3 separate regions of the Homo sapiens genome follow, and regions 1 and 2 are each linked to region 3. A link is a loop called in an ENCODE intact Hi-C map of the cell type or tissue named here. Cell type or tissue: GM12878. All regions are shown on one strand.

Region 1 (8,000 bases), 110 kb before region 3:
GTAGCTGGGATTACAGGTGTATGTCACCATTCCCAGCTAATTTTTGTATCTTTAGTAAAGACAAGGTTTCACCATGTTGGTCAGGCTGGTCTCAAACTCCTGACCTCAAGTGATCTGCCTGCCTTAGCCTCCCAAAGTGCTGGGATTACAGGTGTGAATCACTGCACCTGGCCCATCTTCTATTTCTTTAGCCAAGACCCTACACATGGACCTAAACCCCAAACCATCTAGGAAAGCCATAGGGACAGAAAAGGGGTCTCCTGACCGACACAGACTGGCTGTTCAATGCGCATGGCCCCCCTGAAAACGATTCCTGGATGAGCCAAAAATATAATCCACTTCCTCAGCTTCCAGGGGCCAGGCCAGGAGGTGGCCAGCCAGGACTGAGCAATCCAGAGGCGTGTGTGGGCCCTGGCGCAGACAGATGCTGCTCTGGTTTATTTCCTGTTAGCCTTGTAATGTAATACACTGTGTGTAATTGGTACATGAATCAAGAGACACACTCCCTCTACGTTCTGCGGGGCTCTGCTGGAAAACTCGCTGTGTTCTCTGCCTCACTCTGGCTCCTCTCCATCTGGTCAACCTGACATTTCTGAGATGGCAAAGAAGCGACTTTGCCGCAGCTCCTAAATTGGGGAGTATCCTGGGGTTTTCCTAAGTAGCAGTGATGAAATCATCAGATAGCCATCCTTCCTTTTCATTCCTAGAAAACAACAAGTCTGTTTCCAACTGTAAGGAATTGGAGAACCCAGGCAGCAGCCAATGGGAACAGATGCTGGTAGACTGTGGCCAGATCGATCTCACTTCCTGCCTTTACCACCACTCTGGCCGCCTCCCAACCAAACGGTACCATCCGTCTCCACGGTCCCCCCTCGGTTAATCTTTCTGCATTCTTAAGGAAGCAGTGCAGGACGGTGCAAAATGCCTAGGTTTTGGAGACCCACCAACCCAAATTTGAACCTAGATCTGAGTGCCTAGACCAAGTGACTTCACCCCCCCATGCCTCAGTTTCTTCATCTGTAAAATGGGCATGATAATACCTTTCTCCTTGGCTTGTAGTAAAGACTAATTAAATCTCCCAGAAGGCCTAGCACAGAGTTTGTATTTGACAAATGTTAATTTGACGCCTCCACCTTCACCCTTTGTCCCCAGCCCTGGCCCTGCCCCATCAAACTGTGGTGATTGGCTTTTCATGATGGCGAAGAATGAATCCAGGATACAGCCTGGGGTGAGGCCTGGGCTTTCACTCTAAACATACAGTTGTGAATTTACTAGGGGTCCCTAGAGCAGTTCTCATGTTCTAGGTATCCCTAGTAAATTCCTTCCACGGCCAAACATCAATTCTTTCCATGGCCAAACTTAATAATGAAGTGGCCAGCTTGCTCAAATGTCCCACCCTATTTAACACTTACGCATCTCTATCACGGCTCATCACACCCTTGGGTCAATCATCAGTCGGTCTTACAGACTGTGGGACCTTAACATCCCATAATAGTTTACACAAGAAATGCAGATTAACCTTATTTCTAAATGCAAATCTCACATGAGATCAGTGAAAGTGCTATTAGCGTATGGCTTGGGACACACACGAAGTCTCTGACAAATGAGTGGTTAAGCAGCAGACGGTGTGGATCCAAGTCCCTGCTCCCCACTTCCTAGTTGCACATCTGTGAACAAGGTATTTAACTTCTCTATGCCTCAATTTCCTTAGAACATGTGCACCACAGGCCAGGCGCGGTGGCTCACGCCTGTAATCCCAGCACTTTGGGAGGCCGAGACAGGTGATCACCCGAGGTCAGGTGTTCATGACCACCTGGCCAACATGGCGAAAACCTGTCTCTACTAAAAATACAAAAATTAGCCGGGCATGGTGGTACATGCCTGTAATCCCAGCTTCTCGGGAGGCTGAGGCAGGAGGATTGCTTGAACCTGGGAGACAGAGGTTGCAGTGAGCCGAGATCACACCATTGCACTCCAACCTGGGTGAGAGAGTGAGACTCTGCCTCAAAAACAAAAACAAAAAAACAAACAAACAAAACAAACAAACAAACAAAACATGTGTACCACAATATGACCTACCACGTTGAGTTGTAGTAAAAATAAATCCATGAACACATATGAAGAGCCTGGCACATGGTGAGCTCTCAAAAAATGCTAGTTATTAGTAGCTATGTAGAAGGGTTAGGCCTGTTAATAATTAATAAAGAGAAAAATCAATGAGGATAATGAATAAGTACCTCAAAAGAGAATGATTTCAATATCAAAGTACTACAAAAAGCCCTTAGGAAAACTTACGAAACCCTCAAGCATTTTTGCAAAAAAAAAAAAATGACCCTCTTTATAGTTGTGCTATGAAAATATAATAAGAAGTGAAGGTTGTCCTAACATACCATTACACCATCTTGTCAGAAAAATTCTACCAAAAAGAGGAACATGTGATTCATTCTGTGTTCACTCTAAAAATTAGTGCACAATTTTAATTCTAATAAAATAGTGTTAAACATAATATACAATTAACTCACTTTCATTATATTTAGCTGTATATTTCAGTGACAGGTTGGTATCAGCTAACAGGATGAGGGACTCATAAGGTTGGCATTAGACAGACGGAACTGATATTCCAGTGGGTAACTGGAAGCTTATGAAAGAAATACATTCATACTTGTGTGGCCAGAGAGGTGACCCAGGCCAGGAAAAACTGAAGCAAGAGCCTTTCTTTCTTTCTTTTGATCAATAAATATCTGTTGTGCCAAATACTGTGCTAGATGCTTGGAATACAGCTGTGAACAAAGAGATAAAAAATCCTGACTCTCATGGCCTCTAATTCAGCTTGATGGAAGGGATGGTGGGGGGATAAGCTCTAGACCATGGACATACTCAGTAAGTAAATTAAATAGCATATTGGAAGGAGACAAGTGTTATAAAAAATGAAAAGGAGGCCGAGCGCCGTGGCTCACTCCTGTAATCCCAGCACTCTGGGAGGCCGAGGCAGGAGGATCACCTGAGGTCAGGAGTTCAAGATCAGCCTGGCCAACATAGTAAAACCCTGTCTCTACTAAAAATACACAAATTAGCTGGGCGTGGTGGCACACACCTGTAATCCCAGCTACTCGGGAGGCTGAGGCAGGAGAATCGCTTGAACCCGGGAAGCAGAGTGTGCAGTGAGCTGAGATCACGCCACTGCACTCCAGCCTGGACAACAAAATGAGACTCCATCTCAAAAAAAAAAAAAAAGAAAAAAAGAAAAGGAGGATCAGGAATGCCAGAGCAGGAGCGAGCAAGGTGGGCCTGGTTGAGAAGATGGTGTCTGGGCAGACTGGAAGGAATGGAAGAATGAGCCATGAGACTATGTAGGGAAAAGCATTCCTGGCAGAGGGAACAGCAAGTGTAAAGATGAAAGTGCGTCTGATGTGTTCTGAGGAAGAGCCAGCAGGTCTGTGTAACTGGAAGACAGCCCATGAGGATCAGATTTTACAGAGTCTCATGGGCCATCTGACTTTATGTGGGGTCAGGGAAGGCTTTTGACCAGGAATGGACAGATATGGAGACAGATATGGCAGCTGGATGGAGCACAGACTGAAGAGAAAGAAGAAGGCAGAGAGCCTAAGTGTGGTTGTCCAGGAGGAATGCACCTGGCTCACTCCAGGGGCCGCCAAGGTGGTGTGGGAAGTGGGGGGATTCAGGATATACCTAAAGTTCTAACCAGCAGGATTTGCTGATGGAGTGGGTGTGGGATGTGAGGAAAAGGAGGCAGGGATCATTCATAGGTTCCTGGTTTAGGTCAATCTGGGCTGAGGCCTGGAGCCCGATCAGTTGCCCCAACCCAAGGCAAGGGCGCATGGAAACGGCCACAGCATCCACTGTGCTGGCCTCATATGATCTCATTTAATGCTCACAGCAGGCCTGTGACATAGGCATTGTTAGTCGCACTGAAGACATGAGGGAAACTGAGTCCCAAGAAGTAACCAGACAAAGCTCACAGCAAGCAGCAGAATGAAGAGGTGAAGCTGAGATGGTCTGACCTTGGCAGCCTGGAGCCTTAGCCACTGGTTGACGCTGCCATCAGCCTCCACAAGGGGTCCCCCAGCTCTGGAATATTCTATGCTGCAAAATCAGTAATCAAGAGACCCAGTTGCCACAGGTCTTGGCTTTTCCACAAACTGACCTTGTGGGCTTGGGGAAATGGCCTCTCCTCATGGGCTGCAGTTCCCCATCTGGGTTAATGGGCTCTCCAGGCCTTTTCTACTAAAAAAATCCACTGTGTAAATACTGCAATTTCCAGAAAGTTCTAGCAGCACCAGCAGACCTTTCCAGAGTGAGAGATGGGTTGCACTGCCCTCTATAGAGAAAACCTCCTAGAGAAGCTCTGTCATGCTACCTATTCTCTGGTCTGTCCCTCTGCTGGTGACCCCGCACTAGCTGACCACCCCTTCGTGGCAATGATAGACCCGCCCACTCAGCTCCTCAGCCCATGTCCCTCAGAGCTCCTGCCTGTGCTCGCCTTCCCTGTTCCTCTTTCCCTTCATCAAACAAAGAGCTGCTCCAATTGCAGGGTTCTGTTTGCAACCATGATGAGGTCTATCATGCAAGTCACCAAGTCGCCATTCACTGCACACCTGTGAAGTTCAGTGGCCTCATCTCATCTCAAGCTCTTGACAGCTGAGAGGGAAACACTGTTTTATCCCCACCTCTATTAGGTCATGAAAAGCTGGACGTAGGTCAGTTGAGAGCAGGCACAAGAGGATGGGCCAGGTTTGGCCCTCCCAGTGGCCAGGCCCAGAGTCCAGAGTCCATGGCAAGAATATTCAGCCTCCCTCCAACCCCAGCAAATTCATGGCAGCTCTTCTCCAGGTGAGGCTTTCCCCTAGGTTGACATCCCCATCTCCACAGCACATTCTCCATCCCCTCATCTCAGAGACTGTGCAAGTGCCCCTTCCTCCAGGAAGTCTTCCCTGATGCCCCAAGTGAAGGAACTTAACCTTCCACTGAAAACCCCAAGGCAGTTTCTAATAGTCACTTTTAGCTTTGGTTTTTCAATGAGCACTGGAAGATAAAGCGGTTTTTAAGTGTATAGGCTCTAGAGCAGGACAGACCTGGGTTCAAATTCCACCTTCTCTGTTTCTTAACTGTGTGGCCTTGGGCAAGTTACTCACCTCTCTGGACCTCCTTTTCCTCATGAGGTTTTTGGGAGATTTTAACTTAAATGGTCAACTTTAGGTATAGTGCTGATAGCAGCTGCTACTGCATCCTGAGGGCTTTCTGCAGACCCGGCACTGTTCTATGCCCTTTATGTTCAATTCTCACAGCAGCCCTGTGACACAGGTTCAATCAGTAGACCCATTTTACAGAAGAAGAGGCTGAAGCACACAGTGTTAAAATAATTTGCGCAAAGTTCCCTGGCTTCCCTACTTATTTGCTGTGTGCCTTTGGGCAAGTCACTTAACCTCTCTGATCTTGAAAAAGTTATATTATTGTATGGGAGCTCTGTTTTCACTCTATTAAATCTTGCAACTGCAAAAAAAAAAAAAAAAAAAAAGAAAAAGTTATATTATTGCTTGTGTGCCCCAGTTTCCTCCTCTGGAAAAGGGAGTTTCTGGCATGTATTAATATTGAAAAACAGATATGATATTTAAAAATCATCACGACCTTCATGTTTATCATTTATACAATTATAGACTTGTCCAAAAAGGTAAGAGGTACCTCAGTAAACCTTACAAAGGAGGGAAGGAAAGTGGGCAAGAAGGAAGGAATGAGTAAGTGAATGAATAAATCCATGCATGCATCATCCACCAAGCGAAAGCTCTGGAATGCAGATGGGGAGTAGAGGAATGTCAAGTATATTTTAGTCATAGATCTGACAATAGAGGGAGCCTGCAGGTGCAGAGGAAAGGAAGACCCACATCATTGGAGCCACATAATCCAGCTGCCATTGCCTTTCAACCCCCAGAGCACGAGTCCAAGGGCCATTTGCATCCTGATGGATGGGGATGCAGTGGAAGTGTCAATTGACCATCATTGGTTCATAAATGGACCCCATAACACAAGTTATCAGTTGAAGACCCCAGGGATGCTTTATTAACATTTCTAATCTATGGGTTCATTTGAGAAATCATCAGGGACAACAACCTAATAAATCGTGGGTTTAAAGGACTCCAGACAGCAGCACATCGGGCCTTCCGTGAAAAGGGTGGTAGTGCTGAACTTTTGAGATAATCATAGTAACTGTCACCAGGGAGACAGGTTGCAAAAGAGAGTCCGCAGTCAGCGGCGTTGACAGCTGGAAGCAGATTGTCCAGAAAGGACAGCTCTTCCTGGTTGAAGTCAGAGTTTGCAGAGGAAGAAACTGCTATTAATTGTGCACCAACTTCGTGCAGGCACTTTATTTGCATGGCCTCATTTAAGCTACCTCAAAACACACCTGCGTGGTAACTGCTCTCATCCGCATTTTACAGACAAGGCAACCAAGATTCAGAGAGATTTGTTTCTTGCTCAGTTATTGCCAGTAACTGTTGAGCTGGAATTCAAACGCAGGAAACACCCATTTGACTGTCCATGTTATTATCAATCACTGCACTCTTCTGGTCACCAGCTCCATTGCCCCATTCCACCGAGGTGGAAACTGAGACCCCATTGTCTACCCACACACGAGCAAGTCAACAGCAGAGCTGGGAAAAGGATTCAGCATCTTGGTTTCTATCTTTGAGTTCTTTCTGGGCTGCTTCCCTGACACTGCCATTCCCCATCTGGCACCTTCCCCTCCCATTCTCATCTCCTTACTCTGCTTTTTTACTCCTTCATAACACTATTGCCTGCTGTGTTCTATATTTTTGTTTGAGTCCCAGCATGCTCACATTAGTGAGCTGAGGGTTTGAGCTGTTTCGTTTTACAGCTGTTTGTACTCCAAAATGGTGAAGCAGGCTAGAATTCATATGCAATTGGTTACACGCACATCCCCAGTGGAATCAAAATAACTAACGTCTACTTGCTAAAGTTCTCCCCTTGGCTGTAGTCCCTGACCCCAGGGGTAGGGAAGAAGCACTGCTACATTTGCCCGTTTGTAGGTTTTCTCTGTGCCCCAGGATCTCCATGTCCCAGCTGACAATTCCTTTCATATTGACACATTCTTGAGAGGTTACAGACTTTGTGGCTCACTAAGTTGCCTTTAGCCACCTCTGCTTCAGTGTATTATGTGTTTATTATTACTTTGTCACTGAAAGGATTACCAAACCTCCTTTCTCCAGGTTTCTGGGGGACTTACTCATTGTAACTCCCAACTATGAGCAGTAGTGCAGGCTGCTGGCTGTGGATCCAATATTCATGTGTCTGCTTTTAATCCACAGTACCCCAATTTATTTAAAGCAGCAATGTTCACATGTGAAAAAACACATTTTTGAGCCCTGCTTTCACCTAAGCAAGGAGTGGGGACCAATGAGATGAAAGAGAAAATTATCGAATGGAGTTCCCGCCAGAAGGGCTCTTGGCAGAGGCTAACCCAGCTGAGGGATTTATCCTTTTTCCTTTCTACCTGGAATGCAAACCTGATGTCTGGAGCTCCAGCAGCTATTTTGGACTATGAGGCAACCATGTGGCTGGAAGCTGACGCTGAGGTGGCAGACCTTGATAACAGTGGACCTGCCACTCCAGCCCTGGCCTGACAATACTGGGACTCCATTTACATGACAAAAACTAAATTCCTATTTTTAAGACACTTATTTCTGTATTCTGTGACATGCAACCAAAAATAACGCAAACACATGTGCTAACACGTGTGTTTTTATTCAGCGGACGCTCACTGAGCACCTGCTATGTGCGAGCTACTGTGTTAGGTATAGAGTGGCAAAGATGAGTAAGCCGTGTGCTTTCAAGGGTCTCACGGTGCAGGGGAATTCCACAAGTAAACAGCATGCCAGCTTATGGAAACTATAGTAGTAGAACGTTCCGAGAGCTGAGGGATACAGAGAAGTGGGGTTGTACAGAAGAGGGAAGCTGACCCAGCCAGG
Region 2 (8,000 bases), 730 kb before region 3:
TCAGAAAAGGATGGAGCATGTTGAAATGACATGGGTGCTTACTGTAAGGACTTCCCAATGGCCAAAGCTAGAACAATTTAAGCAACAAAATAAATGAGGATAGTATTGTATTATTACTCATAGAATAAAGTAAATGTCCCTAAATCCATAGTGTCATAAACAAATAACTGGATAAATAAATATAAGGGGGAGATGGAATAGCTCTATCTTACAGAAGAATTCAATTAATAATGAAGAAATGAGAAAAATACAAAATCTCCTTTAGGCAAATACCATAGCAATAATTATTACAGGCATAAGCTACTGACAGATATAAAAACTAGTAGGTAAAAGTTTGAGAAGAAACAATATATTATTATTATTTTCAAACTATCTCTCCCAGGATATTTATCAATTTCAAATGAAAACTATTAACTTTAACAAAACTCAGCAGACATCACCTTAACCAAATGCTCAAGGCTCATATCACCAATAAGTCATTTTGATATCAAATTACCCTGATGTGATGAACCAGGAAGAGTATATCACTTTTGTCATATTTTTGCCAAAAATTTATAACCTCAAACCTCAAAAAGGAATCATGAGGAAGTGTCAGACAAACCCAAATTGAGAGATACTCTACAAAATAACTGAGCGTTACACGTTAAACATATTGAAGTCATGTTAAATTGCTAAAGGAGTTTATTTTAAGAGTTCTCATGACAAAAAAATAAGTATGTGAGCTAATGGGCAGGTTAGTTGATTTAGCCAGTCCAAAATGTATACATATTTCCAAACATCATGTTGTACATCATAAATATATACAGTATTTTTAAATAATTTTTTTATTTGTGCAAATTTAAGAGGTATAAGTACAGTTTTGTTACATGGATATATTGTATAGTGATGAAGTCTAGGCTTTCAGTGTAACTATCACCTGAATAATGCACTTTGTAAACATTAAGTTATTTCTCATCCCTTTATTGTGTATATTTGAGGTTTACAACATGATGTTATAAGTATAGATAGTAAAATGCTTACTACAGTGAACCAAGTTAATGTATCTATTATTGCACATAGATAATTTTTGTAATGAGCAGCTAATATCTACTTAACAAAGATCTCTAATACAATACACTTTTATTAACTATAGTGTTCTATAGTGTTCATATTGTATCTTATATATCTAGATTTGTTTATTCTACAAATCTGCTACTTTAAATCCTTTGACCTATAGCTCTTCATTTTCTTTCCTGATCCTCTGCCGCTGGTAACCACTGCTTTTATTCTCTATCTCTGTATATTTGACCTTTAAAAAATGTGTAGATTCTGCATACAAATGAAATCATGCAATATTTTTTTTCTGTGTCTGGTTATTTTACTTAGTATGATGTTGTCTGGGTTCATCCATGTTGTGGCAAAAGGCAGGATATTCTTTTTAAAGGCTGAATAATATTCCATTGTGTATATGTATACATACAAACACATATACATATAATCCATATGTGTATATACACACATATGCATACATACAGTGGAATCATACATGTATATGTATGTATGTATGTATATTATGTATATGTGTATATATGTATATGTGTGTGTGTCTGTGTGTATATATATATATATATATATGTATACGCATACATACCTACACCACACAATTTCTTTATCCATTTGTCAGCAGACACTGAGATTATTTTCATATCTTGGCTACTGTGAAAAATGCTGCAGTGAACATGGGAGCATGATATTTTTATGAGGTGGTGATTTCATCTCCTTTGGGTGTATAACCAGAAGTGGGATCACTGGGTCAAATGGCAATTCTATTTTCAATTTCTTTAGGAGCCTCCACGTTGTTTTCTGTAATGGTTACCCACATCTACATTCCTACTAACAGTGTACATGAGTTCCCTTTTCTCCACATCTTTCCCAACATTTATTATCTCTTATCTCCTGGATAATAGCTATCCTAATGTGAGTAAGATGATCTCTCCTAGTGGCTTTAATATGCATTTCCCTGATGATTAGTGATGTTGCACTCCATTTCATATTCCTGTTGACTATTTGTATGTCTTCTTTGGAGGAATTTCTGTTCAGGTCCTTTGCCCATTTTTAATTGGATTATAATATATATTTCTTATCAATATAAAAATTAAAAAGTACATTATCCATTTGTATGTACTTATTGCCATTACTGTGGGAATATTGTATCTAGAAATACAGAAAGAAAATACCATGTTACATCAATTCATTGTATGTAATCAGTGTTATGAATTGCTGATAAAGTATGTGAAATATAAAAAATTATAAACATCAAATTCATAAAATACAATGAAAGAATAAGATATTGTCATAGACTGAAAAAGACTAAAACATAGCAAATAAGTGCAATGTAGAATTCTAGATTATACTCTGGAACAGAAAAAGGACATTGGGGGAAAGCTGGTCAGACTTGAATTATTTATATGTTAATTTCCTGATTTTGATAATTGAATTATGGTTAAGTTGTTAACATTAAGAATGTAAACACTTTTTACTATTTTTGTAACTCTTCTGTAAGTCTAAAATTTTTTAAAAATGGAAAGTTTAAAGAAAGAAAAAAAATACCTAATCCGATTGCCTTGTTTACAGTGCCTGGCATATGACAGGAGCTTACTACATGCTTGTAGGATTGTTTTGCCACCATGTCCTTGATCAACCAGTTCCCCCACTTGGGGTGCTGTTCTCTCACCCACTGTCTACTTCTCATCTGCCAATGAAGTAGATAGTAATATTTTGGGTACTCCCTTCATATTATGATTTTTGTGTGTGGCCATGAATTATGCTGGTGTGAACTGCTGCTCAGTGCCAACAGCATTCTGGAGAAGGAAGCACTCGAGAAGACACAAGGTAGATGGAGATTGAGAGGCCACTATGATGTCCTTCAGGTACAGTGTAGGTTCTCTTGGGGTCTTAGGGAGCAGAGCCTTGACTCCACCATTTTACAGGCACATGTGCTGCTTTGCACACCCCAGATAGGGGGCAGCAGACAACAGGGAATGATGCCTAGGAGGCTATGGTAAGTGGGTGGCTGGTAAGTTCCTGGGAGCTGTCCATGGTTTTGAGATGTCTCTGGTACCCAAACCGCTCAAGACATTGCTGTAGGTGAGCTTAGATTTTTGTTTTGACGCTTAGGGTACAAAACACTGTGGAGAAGGTGTGTGTATGTGTGTGTGTGTTTCTATTTGAAAAGCCAAGCTCCAAAAAACTGCATCATCCTGGAAGGTAAAGCAAACTCACTGCAGGGGCTTGCACATGTAGTGATTTAGGCCCCAGGTAGTCAACACTTTTTCTTACAATAGGTTTTGTGTGAAGTGTAATTCCAAGTCTACTTGCATCACAATTTTCTTGGAGCTTGTTAAAAATACAATTTCCAAGCTTTGCTTTACCAGACCTATTAAATCAGAATCTGAAGGCAAAGGTTGAGGAATGAGAGAGGGAAGGGCTAGATAAAAATATGCATTTTAAAAAGGCTTCCCTGGCAATTCATATTCACACTGAAGTTTAAAAATAATTTTACATCCAGTCCAAAGTGAAGTAGATGGTAATATTTTGGGGCAAGTACGGGGGAAACAAATCACAAGAACTACTGTTCATATTTATTTGTATCTCTTTATTTAAATGTTTCCATCTTCTGATATGCATTAAAATTTGCATAGTATTTTGCTACATGAATATACATTAGTTTGAGTATGTGGATACAATTCATACATAAATATACATGCATTTATTTATGTGTTTATTATTTCATTCAAAAGGTATTTATTGGGCACTCACTATGCCCCAAGCACCGTTCTAGGCACTTCAGCTGCAGTATTGAATAAGGCAAAGTATTTGTCCTCAGGGAGTTTATCTTTTCCTCACAAATGGAGAGGAAAGAACAGGAATAAATGTGTTGGGGATTCATTCCCTAAATTTTTTTTTAAACTTACTGGCTAAGTAATTTTAAAAAGTTTAGAAACCATTTATTTAGGTTTTTCAAATTATCACAAGTGAGTCATCTCATTCTATACAAAACAGAATATGTCTTGGCAGTCAGACTGGCCATTCTTTTGTCCTTTCAAATGATGCTGTCCTCCCAAAATCTTACTGGTTCCAGGAGGGACATCCTATTTCTACAATCTTGTCCCTGCTCTGTCTTGCTGTACTCAAGAACTCTCCTGTGGCTCCATTTTCCATCCTTAGAAAAACAGACAATGAGGAGTCCCTGCTGTTCTGCTGCTGTGACAATAAATGAGTGTGTGTTTTTCCAGTGCTACTGCCTTCTGTAGAAGGAGCTGAAAAAATGCAAAACGATTTCCTCTCTTAACACACACACTTTTTTTTTTTAATCAAAAATGCTGTTTTGTCCTCTTTTGGTGTCTTCTTCCTGGGAAGAAGAATTTATTATTAGATTGGCAACTCCCTCAAACGCTGAATAAAAGAATAAAGGGGAAGTGCCTTTGCTGTATCATGTATCAGAGGCCTCTCAGCATAATGTGTGAGCTCTGGCATGTCACCATATTTTACAGTAACTCTGATGTTTTCACCCAGCGCTTTTGAGTCAGGCGAAGAGAACTCGTATTTCAACCCAAATGCAATTTGCATAGCACACGTGATAACATCACACTTTTAAAGCCACCCGCCCTGTTGGGATCCCTCACATTTAGTTCAAATCCTCATTTCCTCTACAAAAGGATGTTGTGTAATTAGTGTAATCAGGTCCTAAGGACCATTGAGATTGTGACTATTGTGGGCTCAGCAGACAGAGTGATGTCACATCCAAATCCTAACAAAGCAGATTGGTCATGAATTGTCACCTCCCCACCACTTAGGCAGCAAAGACATTCCTCAAGTAAGGAGAGGACAGATGGTTCAACAATTTGTCTTGGAAATAGTATTTCCTGCTGCTAAGAAATGGTGTTGGGAAAGGGAAGCTGTAGTTCCAGGGTAAGAAGCAAAGAGGAAAAATTTATGTGCTAAAAGATCACTAAAGAGAAATCATGCATTTATTCATGAAACCACCATTTATTGAGCATTTACTGTGTACTGGGCACTAGGTCTGAAGCAATAAGCAGCAATGATCCAGACAGACACTGAGATTATTTTCATATCTTGGCTATTGTGAAAAATGCTGCAATGAACATATCTGTATCTCATGAATGAACTCCATATCCCATGGAGTTTATAGCTGTTAGGAAACAGACATTTAATTCAGTGATTATAGCAGAAAATGTGATAGTGCTACAGTAGAAAACACATAGTGCTACAGGTTAATCCACTCAAGCTGTTATGGCAAATGCACATACTGGGTAGCTAATAAGAAACACAAACTTATTTCTCATGGCTCTGGAGGTTGGGAAGTCCAAGATCAAGATGCCCATTGATTTTTTGTCTATTGAGGGCCCATTTCTTGGTTCATAGACCACATCTTCTCACTGAGTCCCCACATGGTGGAAGGAGTGAGGGAGCTCTCTGGGTCCTGTATTATAATGGCACTAATCCAATCCACAGGGGCTCTGCTGCCATGAGACAATCACCTCCTCATAGGTGTCACCTCCTAACACCATCATCTTGGGCGTTAAGTTTCCACCTCTGAATTTTGAGGGAACACAAATATTTAGACGGTAGCACACCTCCTTTGTGAGCCTCAGAAAAGACTTCCTGAAGTTAATGATAGTTAAGACACAAGGATGAGGCCAGGCATGGTGACTCACACCTGTAATTCCAGCACTTTGGGAGGCCAAGGCGGGTGGATCACCTGAGGTCAGGAGTTCATGACCAGCCTGGCTAACATGGTGAAACTCTATCTCTACTAAAAATACAAAAATTATCCAAGCATGGTGATGGGCGCTTGTAACCTCAGCTACTCAGGAGGCTGAGGCAGGAGAATTGCTGGAACTCAGGAGGTAGAGGTTGCAGTAAGCCAAGATGGTGCCATTGCACTCCAGCCCAGGTGACAACAGTGAGACTCCATCTCAAGAAAAGAAAAAAGACACAAGGATGAGTATGAGTTTCAGGGTTCTAATCTTGACTCTACTTCCTTATTTCAATTATTTCAGCCCTTTAAAAATGCGACTATATTCCAAATCCTGTACTAAACACCCAGAATATAGAGCTGAATAAGGCCTGGCCACTGGCCTTTAGAAACATACAACCTAGTGTACAGGATGGACTTGATGAAAGATGGTGTGAGTGAAGTGAGATGGTGAGAAGTCTAGAGAAGTGAGGAGCTGCTCTTCCTGGAGAAGCCTTCATTAAAGGATTGTCTTGACAGAAAAGTAGGAATTTTTCCCAGTGAAGAAGTTTTTTAAAAGTTGATTTTAGGCCTTGCATGTATAGAGGTATGAAGCTGTGAAAAGGCTAGGAGTGTCCAAAGAGTATGCGAAGTGCAGTATGAGTGGGAGGGAAGTTGAATAGGATGGAGAGGAGGAGGAAGTGGGTAGGTAGGGGCTAGATTAAATAGGCCCAATGAAAGAGCAGAGATGGGCTCTTTCAGGCAAAGTGGAACTTACAAAGGATTTTATGCAAAAGAGTGCCACGATCATTTATGCAGTTTGAAAATACCACTAGAGGTCATTTCAAGGGGAAGCACTGGACACAAACCAAGCAGTTCAGAGTTTGTTATATCAGTTCATGTGATGGGTGATGAAGGCCTGAGTTGAGGCACTGGTAGTCTTGATAGGAGGGAAAAGTTAAAATTTTTTATATGGGCAGATTTCTAGGTTTTGGTATCTCATTAAATGTGAAATAAGGATAAAAGAGAAAACAAAAGTGGCATTTTATATTCAAAGGATCGATGGCTCTCCAACGTGATTAGAATTCCCTGGGGAACTCTGAACAAATATACATGCCTAGGTTTCAGCCTGAATGAATTAAAAGCAAAGTGTCTGGGGTAGACCCCAGACCTTTCCTTTTCCTTTTCCTTTCCTTTTTCCTTTCCTCTTTTCTCTTTTTTTTAGACAGAGTCTCGCTCTTTCTCCAGGCTGGAGTGCAGTGGCGTGATCTGTGCTCACTGCAACCTCTGCCTCCTGGGTTCAAACGATTCTCCTGCCTCAGCCTCCTGAGTAGCTGGGACTACAGGTGCACACCACCACACCCAGCTATTTTTTTTTTGTATTTTTAGTACAGACAGGGTTTCATTATGTTGGTCTGGATGGTCTCGATCTCCTGACCTCGTGATCTGCACACATCGGCCTCCCAAAGTGCTGGGATTGCAGACGTGAGCCGCCATGCCTGACATTTCTGTCTGTAAAATCTCCCCAGGTGATTTATTTTTTTTTGAGAGAGAGTCTTGCTCTTTTGTCCAGGCTGGAGTGCAGTGGCATGATCTTGGTTTACTGTTACCTCCGTTTCCCTGGTTTAAGCGATTCTCCTGCCTTAACCTCTCAAGTAGCTTGGATTACAGGCATGCACCACCACACCTGGCTAATTTTGGTATTTTTGGTAAAGATGGGCTTTCACCATATTGGCCAGGCTGCTCTCGAACTCCTGACCTCAGGTGATCCACCTGCCTCAGCCTCCCAAAGTGCTGGGATTACAGGCGTGAGCCATCACACCTGGCCTAGGTAATTTTACTGTGCTTCCATGGTTGAGAAATGATGTTCCAGATTGGAGCTGAAAACCATGGTGCACAGGCCAAATATGGCCTGCCATGCATTTTATTTTTAATTTTTTTGAAAAAAGTTGAAACTGATTGAGATAATTATAGATTCACATGCAGTTGTAAAAGATAATACAGAGAGACTCCTTGCACAGTGTGCCATTTTTCTTAGTGGTAATATTTTTCAAAACTATAGTATAATGTTGCAACCAGGAAATTGACATCAATACAATACACTGATCATATTCAGATTTTTCCTGTTTTACTTTTGCCCATCTTTATGCGTTTATTAACTGCTATGCCATTTTATCGTGTGACAACTTGTGTACTGACAACCACATTTGTCAAGATAACAAACAGCTCCAATACCACAAGTATCTCTCATGTTGCCCTTTTA
Region 3 (8,000 bases):
CTGCTGGTTTTGCTGCTTCCAACCAAAGCACTTGGAAGGAGCTTCTAGAGATCCTCAAGCGTTGCAGCAACTTCCTGCAGGCTTGTGAGAACCACCAGCTTCAATACTTCAGGCCCAGGTTCCTGGCCGTGTCAATGTCCCTGGATTTTGGCAGCAGCTCCTCTAACCTCTGACACCCCGGATCTTCCAGCCATTCTGTCAGCCCCCGTTTCCCGCAGTCCCATAAGCCCCTATAACCTTCATGCCTGGAACGCAGAGAGGTTCCTGTTTTTCTAACCAAACTCTGACTGATATAAAAGTTAATGCCAAAAAAGAACATTGACTTTTGACTAGACTATTGATTTATGAAAAGTGTTGAAACTTTAGAAAGAGGTTTCTTTATGTTCTATTATTCCCCAGAAGGGCCATGATCCAGAAATGAGCTGAATTCATAACGCGTGTCAAAAAGGGAGCTGAGCTTTGGGGACAAACTTGCAAGTGACCGTGACTGGCAGGCGAATGGTGACCCAGACTGGGCCCCCCCAACCAGAACTGTCTCTGGACCATTTTGTCTTTGGAATCCCATTTTAGGAAAATTGAGGGATGCACAACATAGCTCTTCTTCAGAGGGTGCAGGAGAAGCAGGGAGAGGGATGAAGGCAGGGAAGGAAGACAAGACCCACTCTGACCACACAGCTGACCTCCACCCAGACTGCCCCCAGCTCTCATGCTGGATTGGCCTAGGAAGCCCTAACAATAGGCTATGTCTCCCGCCAGCAGCTTGGCCTCCCAGGAATGACTCACTCCACCCCTATTAGGTGTGGCAGGCTGGAAAATGGCCCCCAGAAGATACCAAATCCCTGGAACTTGTAGATGCACCTTATTTGAAAATAGGGGTTGTGCAAATGTTATTAAGTAGAGGATCTTGAGAAGAGGAGATTATCCTGGATTATCCTGGTGGGCCCCAAATCTAAAGATTTCAGACAGACACACAGAAGAGAAGACAATATGAAGATGGAGGCAGAGATTGAAATGTTGCGGCCACTTAGCCCAGAAGCATCAAAGTCGCCAGCAGCCACCAGAAACTAGGAGAGAGGCACAGAATGCTGTCTCCCCAGAGCCTCCGGAGGGAGCACAACCCTGCCGGCACCTTGATTTCAGACTCTGGCCTCCAAAGCTATGAGAAAATAAATTTCTGTTGTTTTAATCCACCAAGTTTTGAGTGGCATAGGAAGCTAATACAGGAGTATATACTGGAGGGACTTGAAGACCCTCTGGTCAATAATCTTTTGTTTGTTTGTTTGTTTTTGAGACAGAGTTTCGCTCTTTCACCCAGGCTGGAGTGAAGTGGCACAAACTCGGCTCACTGCAGCCTCCCCACCGTGCCCCATGGGTTCAAGCGATTCTCCTGCCTGAGCCTGGAGAATTGCCTGGGTTATTTTTGTATTTTTAGTAGAGTCAGGTTTTACCATGTTGGCCAGGCTGGTCTCGAACTCCTGATCTCAGATGATCCACCCGCCTTGGCCTCCCAAAATGCTAGGATTACAGGCGTGAGCCACCGCACCCAGCCTGGTCAATAATCTTTAAACCCTGCTCCTCAGAGGGCTTTTGGGGGCATCTTCAGGCAGGATTACGTAGGACAAGTAGGTCAGACTCCAGGCCAGCCATCCCTCATGGAGCAGAGCAGCTCCCCCGCAATCTCCTCTACATATTGGGCAGTGAAGTAAGATTAAGTAAGAACAAGTGATGGGGAACTGCGGGGAAGCAATTGTGGAGGGGCTGCAGGTGAGTTTTCAAGCCAAATATCCAACTGGTCCCTTCAGTTTTCCGTTTTCTCAGACAGACGGAGTGACTTGCCGCTGGTCATACAAGTTAGTAACAGAGCAGCAATCAGAACCTGGGTCTCCAGTCTACACTGCAGCACACAAGCCCACACTGAACAATTGCACAGCGCCAAGGACTGGGATTGGAAGGGACTGCAGGAGGATACTTTATCTGTCTCCTGCCCTCTGATTAGATGGTGGGAAGGTTTTAACTTAGGTAACTTTGCTGAAAAGGAGCTGCAGCATCTGCTGACCAGCTGTCGTGGCTTCTCCTAAGCAAGGTCTCTTCCCTTGGCTGGCTGTGCAGGCAGTTGATCAGCTTCTCTCAAAGGTCTGTGAACAGGAAGCCTGGAAACCCAGGTGACCCAGGTCATTGACATGCAGGAATCAGCTTGCTTCTTGGATTGGGCTCACTAGAAACTGACCCTGAGATGGAGATGTGAATGCAGGCAGAGCTGATAGCACTGGCCCCACTGCAGGAAGCCAGACCTGCTGGGGCAAGCCAGGGGCTTCCCACCCAGTCGCTGGCACAAACCCAGGACCCCAGTTCAGAAGCAGCAGAGTGGTACAAGCAGCCCTGTCCTGAATGTCTAGAGTCCTGGGTTGGAGGGGACTCGGTGGGTGCAGTGGGTGTCCTGGGGCTTGTCACTTGTCAGCTCTGGGCACCCCCCCATTTGTGGAACAGAGGGGCTCTGCCCCCTGCTCCCTAACCCCCTTCCAGCTGGCATTCTGCAAGGGGGCTGCCAAGCTACCACATCTGGCCATAATCTCCAGCTGTCATAGAGGAATAAAAATAGCAGCATGACAGACGATGACAGCTTTGGATGTTTCCCCTGCCTTTTTTGTGCATGTCAATTTCTTTTCTCCCAAGTTAGGGAAAGATTCCTTGATACAATCAGGATTATCTCATAATGCTTAATGAAGGGCCTCCTGGCGCCTCGGCCACAGATTACTCTAAGCTCTTGCTAACCCACTGAAAGGATGATAGAAATTGGCACAGGTACAAACCACCCGCTCCTTGTGCAGGGCCGTCAGAGCAGGGCATGCGAGGACTTCAGCAGATCCAGTAGGCCTACTGCTATGGCCTTGTGTGGTGAGGCAGATGTTCAAAAAGAGGATGGAGCTGAGTCTCTGCTGCTTACTCACGTATCCAGTGAGACAGGCACTGTCACAAAGAACACCGGGGGTCCCATCCCAGTTCGGTCTCATTCCAGAACTGACTGTGTGCTGGGGAATAAGCAACTCCTCTAAGCAGGGCCTCCTCTGGAAAATGAGGGAGTAAGTTTTCTTCTGCAGGTCAGTGTTGTTTGACTGGCTGCCTGAAGGTCATGCTGAGAAGGGTTTGGAGGCTACACGGGACTCTTCAGAGAATGGCTGTGCTCCACTGGGGATGTCTGCTATGGCCAAGACTGGGACGGTGGCCATATACATGCCACTAGACCTCTCTGGACTATATGAACTCTAAGGCTCATCCCAACTCTGGTATCTTATTAAATCTTATAGATATTCATCCTATGATCAAAACAGCCATAATATTCTCCTTACTGTGGCTTCTTGCCAAGTCCTTCAAATCATCTTTTTCTATCAAAGGTGGTGAATGTATGTAGTGGACACTCTTGTGTGCTACCCAGCTCTCTCCTTTAGGATTGGGGTTCTCTCTTCTTTCCCCCAGCTGCCAGGATTGGGGATGGCTCATGACCCCTTTCCTGGAATTGCACTGGGTTGAAGGGAGTGGCTTTGTCTTAGGTCATGCCTGCCCCCTTCCCCAAGGGGATATCTGTATCCAGTGACTGGTCTATTTAGGAACACAATGTGGGACAACTTTCTCCCAAGTTTCGACAGTTAAAGTCTGTCCCAACTCTATAGCAACTAGAAACTCCACACTGCACAATTTCACAGCACCAAGGACTAGGGCTGGAAGGGACTGCAGGAGGTTATGTCATCTGTCCCCTGCCCTCTGATTCGATGGTGGGAAGGTGGTAACTTACGTAACAGGCGAGAAGGAACAGTGGCATGTATTGACCAGCTGTCGTGGCTTCCCATAAGCAAAGTCTCTTCCCTTGGTAGAACTGAGCTTCTGTTTATTACATCATTAATTGCATCGCGGCTCATCTTTTCCCTTTCCCCAGTCCTGTATCTTTCACTCTCTTATAAATGCTGACAAGTGACAAGCCTCAGGACACCCGCTGCACCCACGGAGTCCCCTCCAACCCAGGACTCTAGACATTCAGGACAGGGCTGCTTGTACCACTCTGCTGCCTCTGAACTGGGGTCCTGGATTTGTGCCAGTGACCGGGTGGGAAGCCCCTGGCTTGCCCCAGCAGGTCTGGCTTCCTGCAGTGGGGCCAGAAATATGAGCTCTGGCTCCCCCTGGTGGCAAGACCAGAAACGAGCTCAGCGTGACTGTCCAGTGTCAAAGATGTGGGAGGAAGCAGCGGAGAAACCAAAGGAGGAGGAAGACGCCACCATCACTGTCCCCAGCCATGCAGCCTAAAAGTCACTATCCCTTCCTCTCTTAGAGTCTTTTGGTTCAGTTTCCGCCCCCATCATAGTAACAGAAGGGGCCTTGGGCCCAGTTGCAGCTAAATTTTGTCCCCGTGAAAGTTCGTATGTTGAAGCCCTAAATCCCAGTACCTCGGAATGCGACTGTATTTGAAGATAGCGCCTTCAAAGGGGTAGTTAAGGTAGAGTGAGGTAATGACAGTGCGCACTAACCAACGTGCCTGGTATCCTTATTAGAAGAGGAGATTAGAACACAGACACGCACAGGAGGGAGACCACATGGGGACCCGGGGAGAAGACAGCCTTCTACAGCCAAGAGAGGTCTCAGAAGAAAGCTGCCCTGATGATCTTCCAGAACTGTGAGAAGTGAATTTCTATTCTTTAAGCCGCCTAGTGTGCGGTACTCTGTTTTGGCCGCCCCAGCTGATTCATCGACCCCTAGTCCTTTCCCTTCCTGGCCTCCTGGCCCGCTTCTCCCCTCCCTCTCCCCTGCCTCACTCCCTCTTTCTCTCCATATCTGAAGATACCTCCTTTGCTCATTTATTCTCCAGATATTTACTGAGCCCAACGATGGACTCATTCTTAGAGACAGAGAAATGAATAAGAACTTTTATTCACCAGTAAATATTTACTGAGCACCTAGTAAGTACCAGGCTCTGCTGTAGGCACTGGGTTATGATGACACAAGGCAGGCATGATCCTCAAGGTGCAGTCGGCATGGGTGGGGTTGGGGGGACTGACATGCACGTGTCCAGCCTGTCTTCCACTGAGCACTGGGTGCAAACCCCATACGGAATAAGGCAGAACCCAACTCCCACAGAGTGGGGAAAAAAAGAACCCAGGAAGCCAGTAAATAGAGGTGAAGTTTGTGCTAAGCTTTGAAGGATGAGGAGGAGTTCTCTCTCTCCCTCTTGTTCTCCATAAAAGTCTATCACTAAGCAATGCTCAGTGAATATATGTTGACCACATGAGCAGAGAAATAGGATTAGTGACACGGCTCTGATGAGTGGAGGAACACCAGGGCTCTTCGTCTCGAGTCAAATTAGATAAAATGACATGGACACACACGGAGTGGTTTTTCTTTTTTTTTTCTTTTCTGAGATGGAGTCTCGCTGTGTTGCCCAGGCTGGAGTGCAGTGGCATGATCTCAGCTCGCTGCAAGCTCCGCCTCCTGGGTTCATGCCATTCTCCCGCCTCAGCCTCCCGAGTAGCTGGGACTATAGGTGCGCCCACCACCACGCCTGGCTAATCTTTTTCTATTTTCAGTAGAGACGGAGTTTCACCATGTTAACCAGGGTGGTCTCGATCTCCTGACCTCGTGATCCGCCTGCCTCAGCCTCCCAAAGTGCTGGGATTACAGGTGTGAGCCACCACGCCCGGCCTACACATGGAGTGGTTTCAAGGAGCAGAGAGTTTGATAGGCAAGAAAGAAAGGAGGAGCCAGAAGGAAGCAGCTCCCCTGTACAGAGATGGGGGGGCTCCAAAGCCGAGAAAGGAGACCCCAAGTGCAGCAGAAATCAGCCGGGTATATGAAGAGGCTGGAGAAGATGGTGTCTGATTTGCATAGGCCTCAGGGGAGTGGTTTGACCAGGCGTGTCATTCATGTAGCCCACGAAAAAACTGGCCCTCCCACCCTGCCCTTTTAATATGCAAATGCAGAACGCCATGATGTTCTACACACATGGGGATATATGGGGGCGGCCATGTTGCCAGGCACATGTAGGGGCAAGGGCAAGAGGACAACAGTGGGAATCGCCATGTTGGGTGGACCCACTTTCTAATGGCCTGCATTTGCATATCAAAGGTTGCCGGTGGGCTCTAAGAGCTGGGGCTTTCCTGCTAGACAAGAAATGTTTCTGGAGCTGCTTTAAGAGAGGAAAACTTTCCAAGGACCCCTTTTCCTATCTGCCTAAAATAATTTCTTAATAACTCCTACCACATTAGGATGCACGTCTAGTTGATGAAGGGAGGGGAGACACAGGTGAGGGACAGGCAGGCAGCTGCAGGAAGAAGAAAAAGAGACTTGCCCCAGAGGTGTGAGTACTCCCCAAGCTGACATCTGTTCTGATCTGAAAGTTAATTATGATATTTGGACGTTTTATTTTTGATCCTACTTAATAATTACAACAGAACCCAAAGTGTGAGATAACACTGAATCATTAAATGGGATTTAATTATTCTCCCAACTCTCAGGAATTAAGGGACTTCGGAGGAAATGCATGTTTTCACATAACAAAGCACGTGTTCCCCTCCTAATTCCTCCAATCTCTCAAGGCAGAAGGCAAAGGGCCAAGATGGCAGCACATGTAGCACAGTGGCTACAGGTATCCTATCTGTGCAAAGGGTCTAGGTGTTCCACTGGGTTTGGAGTATTCCCAGCAGTCAGGGTGGTAGATGTGTTCATTCAGCCATTCATTCACTCAACAGAAATTCATGGAGTGCCTACTGCTATGTGCCAGGCATTGCTCGTTCTAGGCCTTAGGGAGACAAGGTGGGCAAGGCAGACAAAATCCCCCCTCAAATGCTGATTACACTCTAGTCGTGGAGACTAGACTAATAAACAAGTGGAATATTGGACAATGAGAAGTGCTATGCAGAGGATTTCAATAAGGTGTTGTGTCGAGAGGGGCTGGCTAGATGGCCACTTCAGACCACATGGCCCAAGACAGGCTCATTTGGGAGGTGACAGGTAAATGGAGGTCTGAATGAAAAGAAAGAGCCAGCGCTCCTAAAGCAAGCTCAGGGGCAGCAAATGCAATGATCCTAAGGTGGGAATGAGGGACAGAGAGTAAGAGGGGGTGGGATGAGTGAGGGGTAAGCAGGACCCCCTGCATAGGAGCAGGCAGCAGAAGAGCCTTGCAGCTCAGATAAGGAATTGGGTTTAATTTTAAGGGAAAAGGGAAACTGCTGGAGAGTTTTAAGGGGTGGGTGGAGTCATACACTGATTTTTTACTTTAAAATATCACTCTGGGCCGGGCGCGGTGGCTTACACCTGTGATCTCAGCACTTTGGGAGGCCGAAGCGGGCAAATCACGAGGTCAAGAGATCGAGACCATCCTGGCCAACATGGTGAAACCCCGTCTCTACTAAAAATACAAAAATTAGCTGGGCATGGTGACACGTGCCTGTAGTCCCAGCTACTCAGGAGGCTGAGGCAGGAGAATCGCTTGAACCCGGGAGGCAGAGGTTGCAGTGAGCCAAGATCCCACCACTGCACTCCAGCCTGGCAACAGAATGAGACTCCACCTCAAAAAAAAAAAAAAAAAATTACTCTGGCTACAGTGTCGAGAGTGGGACAGAAGCTGGAGCTGGGAAAACAGAGAGGAGACCTCTGCAGCTGAGACGATGTTGGTGTCAACAGCTATCTACCCTGCTGCAAAAAATTACCCTTTATCTCCTCGTAATGGCCAAATCCCCAGTCGCCCCTCATTTTTTACAGTACTCTGCAGCTTAGAAGGTGCTTTTGCTTTATATGACATTTGATTTTGATGCTTATAATAAACCGGAGAGACAGACACTATCATCCCCGTCTCAAGGGCTCAGAGAGATTGAGTGACCTGTCCCAAGAAATGCAGCCAGTGAGTGGCAGAGCCAGAGACTGGAAGAATATCAGTCCCTGATCTGAGAGACAGCTAAAAAATAAAAAAAGCTTTGGGAGACAGTGTGATGTCTAGACCTGCACTGCCCAGTAGCAAG

What was found. Peaks named below come from ENCODE experiments on the same cell type or tissue, not always from the same donor. Only the 100,000 strongest peaks of a DNase experiment are listed, where the experiment ranks them.
Region 1: it touches region 3 in a loop (7-fold over the local background); 9 of 110 quality-filtered maps call a loop at or near these places.
Region 2: a loop joins it to region 3, with 14 times the contacts of the local background. A loop is called at or near these places in 24 of 110 quality-filtered maps.

The regions. Positions count from the first base shown.
Region 1 is chr22:35,039,376-35,047,375 of GRCh38, forward strand. No RefSeq gene overlaps it. Among named protein-coding and RNA genes, the nearest start is that of ISX, 23 kb to the right of the region's middle. RefSeq lists an enhancer at 3,786-4,015. In GM12878, a CTCF peak has its summit at 4,063 (motif pointing right); no DNase peak of the experiment used is centred here.
Region 2 is chr22:34,411,984-34,419,983 of GRCh38, forward strand. No RefSeq gene overlaps it. Among named protein-coding and RNA genes, the nearest start is that of LL22NC03-13G6.2, 210 kb to the left of the region's middle. RefSeq lists a silencer at 2,950-3,099. In GM12878, a CTCF peak has its summit at 3,007; a DNase peak (open chromatin) is centred at 3,038.
Region 3 is chr22:35,146,534-35,154,533 of GRCh38, forward strand. The region is part of intron 4 of LINC01399 (long intergenic non-protein coding RNA 1399); the gene reads right to left. Among named protein-coding and RNA genes, the nearest start is that of LINC01399, 81 kb to the right of the region's middle. RefSeq lists an enhancer at 2,161-2,210. In GM12878, a CTCF peak has its summit at 4,172 (motif pointing left); no DNase peak of the experiment used is centred here; H3K27ac peaks cover 2,101 bases.